Linked DNA regions of Homo sapiens: region 2 is linked to region 1. A link is an interaction called in ENCODE POLR2A ChIA-PET data of the cell type or tissue named here. Cell type or tissue: CD4-positive, alpha-beta T cell. All regions are shown on one strand. Region 1 overlaps INPP4B (inositol polyphosphate-4-phosphatase type II B). Region 2 overlaps INPP4B (inositol polyphosphate-4-phosphatase type II B).

Region 1 (2,500 bases):
GTAACAAATTATTAACTTTACAAAAATATCAAATATTTTCTTTCAATTTTTTTTTCTTTTTCCCAGAATAGGCTAGGGTCTTCTCTGCTACCCTAAACCTTGTTCTTCTCTGTTACTCTCCCTTCTCCTTGGAATATATCCCACATTATAAAAATATTTTAAGAAGGCCCAAGGTTTAAATCAGGTTATTAACTAATATCAGGGCCATGGTAAAGTTTTGGAGCAGACTTTCTTGAGTTTGTGCATTCGAAACCCTGTCTTAGGGCTGGATCCCTTCATTCCATCCTTGTTTGTTTTGTAGTTCTATATAAGACTCATCTTTGTCACTATCACATGAACACTTGCATCAAGATCAAGGAAGGAGGATTCGGAAGCTAAACTGGGGACACAGAGCAGAAATAGGCAGATAATTATGCCTAGACCTGTAACTGTGTACCAGGAGACCAGTAGCAGAAACACTTCCCATTTCAAAGTAGAGCTCCTTTCTCTGATTCTAAATATATTACCAGCCACTTTTCCACTTTCCTCAAAACTAGCCCACCTTTTGACTCCAGACTATGTCACTATAGTATAAGGTAGTGGAAATTAAATTATACTCTTTTCATAAATGGAGAACTTGATACCTAGAGATATGCCCCCACCCAAATCCTACATAGTGTTTCTGGCTTAGGAACATGAACTTTAAAAAGACTTAACTGAGCTGTTCCAGAAATAGGAGGTGGCAGTGGCAATACACACCGTGTGTGAGTCATAAGCTGACTAAAATGGTAAACACATCAAACATTTTGGCATCAGCTCTGCCCTGTCTGGATTATTTGTAAACCTTGACCTTTTTTGCAAATTTTTGATAAAGTAACTGTAAACTCTCTTAGCAATCTTTAAGAATATCGATGTTTGAGATATATAGTAAGGCCCAACATGCATGATATTTATTGTGTAAATAACTTTATCTCAGCGTTTTTCAAAGTGTGGTTAGAATCACCTAGAGTGCTTTTTAGAACTGCAAATGCATGGACCCTTGTACATCTGCTAAATAAAAATCCATAGAAAATCAATTAATATTATCTGTTACTAACGGTGATTTAAGACATGAATGACTATCATTATGGAAAGAGAAAGTAACTGAAATAGAAGTTATTCCTAAAATAACATTGCTTTCACTGGTTTGCATGAGCTAGGGACAAAGGAATGAAACTTCTATTAGCACCATAGTCATGTGCCATGAAAGTGACACATGTTATCTAATGTAGACGTAAATAAGAGAGTGATACTGATATTGCTCAGCTTGGGCTGTCATGACAAAATACCATAAACTGTATGGCTTAAACAACAGGAATTTATTTTCTCACGGTTCTGGAAGCTAGGAAGTCCCAGATCAAGGTGCCAGCCTGTTCAGTTCCTGGTGAGGGCTTTTTACTTGGCTTGCAGATGGCTGCCTTCTTGCTACCTTCTCAGATGGTCTATCTTCTGTGTATAAGCAGGAAGGGGAAGTGGGGGAGGGAGAGAGAGGGAGAGAGAGGGAGAGAGAGAGAGAGAAAGAGAGAGGAAAGGAGAAAGGAAGGGAGAGAGGGAGTGTTTTGGTATCTTCTCCTTTTCTCGTAAGAATACCAGCCCTGTAGTATTAAGACCCCATCTTTATGACCTCTTTTAATCTTAGTTACCTCCATAATATAGGCCCTTATCTCCAAATATGGTCATATTGGAGGCTGGGGCCTCAACATATGAACTTTGGAAGACACAGTTCAGTCCATAACAGTACCTTTATATAAAATACTACATTTTAATCTTGAGTCTTAAATTCCAGAGCATGGAATAAAATATAAGTGAAAATCCAAACTCTTTCTTCTCACATACGTTTGCTTTCTTTTTCTTGTTTCCATAAATCATATTATGAACACATATTTATTATCAAGGGAAGATTGCTCAGAGGTCATTTACCATATTAGATTGTTTCAAACTTCAATATATACACACATAGAAATAGAAGATAAAGCATTAAAACCACATAGTAGTAGAAAGAAAAAATTACAAGAGAAATACTAAAATTGTCTTTTTTCGAAACTAGCATAGTAGATGAATGTTGCATTATGTATCCAAAACATTTTTTCTTTTATTGGAGTCACCTTTGACTCCTTTCTGCCTCTCATAAACTCACAGTTAGTATGTCAGCAAATCCTGTTGACTGCACCTTTTAATTGAAACCAGAATTTAACAACTTTTGGCCCTTTCACTGCTACCAATGTTGTCTATCACCTGGATGTTTACAGTAATGACTTAAAAGTCTCCCTGATTTTTTCCTTTTCTCTCCCTGATCTGCCACCACATGTCACTATATCAGTCTATTTTCAACAGAGCAACAAAGCGACCCTATTTAAATGAAACTTAGGACATGTCTTTCCTCTCACAGCTTCTCAACTCTCTGAAAGTATAAACTCAAAGCCCTTCAGTGACCAAACACAGTCTTACAGGAGTCTCCCCGTCCCAACCCTGGGAACTTCAT
Region 2 (2,500 bases), 220 kb before region 1:
GATCAGAAACAGGTTGTGTCTGCTTTCTATTCAACATTGTACTGAAATCCTAATCAATGCAAAAAGATGAGAAAAAGAAGTAAAAGCCATCACAATTCCAAAGGAATAAGTAAAACTGTCTTTATTCACAGAATATATGTGTTTGCAGAAAATCTTGACAAATCAAAAAGGCAACTAAAAGTAATATGTGCGTATATAAAGACCATAGGATGCAAGGCCAATTTTATACAAATGTATTTCTGTATTCATGCAGAAACAATCTGCAAATAAATTTTAGATTAATTGTTTATAATAACATCCCCCAAACGTAAAATACTCTGGGAAATTAATAAACATGTGCAAGATTTCTACAGTGAAAACTATAAAATGTTGCTTAGAGAATTTAAGATTTTTATTTCATGTTTAATCCATGGACTAAGAAACTCAATTTTATTAGTTCTCCAAAAATTGATATATAAATTTAATGTAATTTCAATCAAAATACTGACAGATTTTGGGGGGCTAGGGTAGAAATTGACAAGCTAATACTAAATTTATATAGAAATCCACAGGATCAAGAATAGACAAACGTTTTGAAGAAGAACAAAGTTAGGGAATTTGTATTCTCTACTTTCAAATTTTACTATAATGCTTCTGTAATCCAGACATTGTGGTACTAGCATAATGTATTAGTCCATTTTTACACTGCTCATAAACACATACCTGAGACTGGGCAATTTACAAAAGAAAGAGGTTTATTGGACTTACAGTTCCATATGGCTGGGGAGGCTTCACAATCATGTTAGAAAGCAAGGAGGAGCTAGTCACATCCTTGCTGCCTGGATGGCAGCAGGCAAAGAGAGAGCTTGTGCAGAGAAACTCCCGTTTTTAAAACCATCAGATCTCATGAGACTTATTCACTATCATGAGAATATCACAGGAAAGACCCACCCCCGTGATTCAATCTTCTTTCACCGGGTCCCTCCCAAAACACGTGGGAATTATGGGAGCTACAAGATGAGATTTGGGAGGGGACACAGAGCCAAACCATACCACGTAAGTATAGACAAATCAGTCAGTAGTCCAAAATACAATGTCCACAAGAGACCTGTATATAGTGGTCAGTTGATTTTTGCATAGGCATCAAGGCATTTACTGAGGAAATTCTTAGCAATAAATATTTTTAGAACAACTGGATAAACCTATGCAACAAAATGAACACCAGCTTTTATTCTCACTAGATAAATTATTTTCCAAATTGCAAGAGCTAAAATATAAAACTTTAAAAAAGAAAACAAAATAGACTATTTTTCTAATGCTGTACAGCAAATAATTTCTAACATATGACTTAAAAAGCACAAACCGTAAGTGGAAAACTGATAAATTAGAGTTTCTATATATAAAAAACTTCTGATTTTTGAAAGAAACCATTAAGAAAATTAAATGGCAAGCCACAGATTAGGAGAAAATATTTCTGACAAAAATATATATTTGACAAAAGATTGTATCCAGAATATAATAGTGACTCCTATCCCACAATAATAGAAAATAAACTTCCTAGTTAAAAAAAGATTTGAATAGTTCTCAAATAAAGATGTAACAAATGGGTGATAAGCATGATGAAAATGCTTAAAACTAAAAGTCACAAGAAAAAGCAAATTAAAGCCACAGTTACAACTACATATGGATGGAATATCTAAGATTAAGAAGTCTAAATGTTGGTGAGAATGTAGAACAAATGGAATTCTTATACTTTGCTAGTGGGAGTAGAAAATGGTACACCACTTTGGAAATTCCTAAATCTTGGTAGTTAGTTTATTGGAATATAAGTTTATTTCTTTTCATATAAATTCCAATCTGGCTATTGCTGGTAGCTAGAAGGCTTTCTATATAGTCACACAGGGATCTAGGATCCTTTCCTCTTGTGAATCGGCACTTCTTGTCTTCCTCATTCAGCTAATGGAGAGGGAAGGAGAACATGGAGGATAGTATAGAGGGGTTTTGTAGGCCAGACCCAGAATAAATGTATGTAACATCTACCTGCACTCTGTCAGCCAGATCTCAGTCACCTAATTGCACAGAAGGCTGGGAAGCATTGTTTACATGTGTGTAAAGGAGCAAAGGGGAAAGGATTTGGTGACTGGCCAATCGTAGCCTTATTCGTAGTGCTATTTAATAATGGGTGTATGTGGGAGGTAATTTGTATAATGAGAACACTAGTTTATGCGTGTAATTACCAGTTCTAGTAGTAAATTCATGTTACCTTGGACAAGAAATTTTTTAAATGGTAGATTAAGAGCATAGCTTAGAGTCACATTTGTTCAGTTCCTTATTTCTTAACCTGAGCCTTTAATTAAACCAGTTTGTGCAATGGATCTTACAAAACAGGAAGCTATTTATGTATTTTCTAGTTCTTAGAGATTAAACTTTTACTTCCGTAAAGTAGAAGTCATAATATTTGCCCATATTCATACTAGTTTTGTCCTGAAGATCAAAGTAGATAGAGTCTCTGAACTATCAA

Evidence for each region. Peaks named below come from ENCODE experiments on the same cell type or tissue, not always from the same donor. Only the 100,000 strongest peaks of a DNase experiment are listed, where the experiment ranks them.
Region 2: POLR2A ChIA-PET joins it to region 1 with 6 read pairs; 2 of 35 experiments call an interaction of 5 or more read pairs at or near these places.

Annotation. Positions count from the first base shown.
Region 1 is chr4:142,263,999-142,266,498 of GRCh38, reverse strand. All of the region lies in intron 10 of INPP4B (inositol polyphosphate-4-phosphatase type II B), which reads left to right. Among named protein-coding and RNA genes, the nearest start is that of INPP4B, 580 kb to the left of the region's middle. In CD4-positive, alpha-beta T cell, no CTCF peak of the experiment used is centred here; no DNase peak of the experiment used is centred here; H3K27ac peaks cover 455 bases.
Region 2 is chr4:142,485,489-142,487,988 of GRCh38, reverse strand. The region is part of intron 2 of INPP4B (inositol polyphosphate-4-phosphatase type II B); the gene reads left to right. Among named protein-coding and RNA genes, the nearest start is that of INPP4B, 360 kb to the left of the region's middle. In CD4-positive, alpha-beta T cell, no CTCF peak of the experiment used is centred here; no DNase peak of the experiment used is centred here.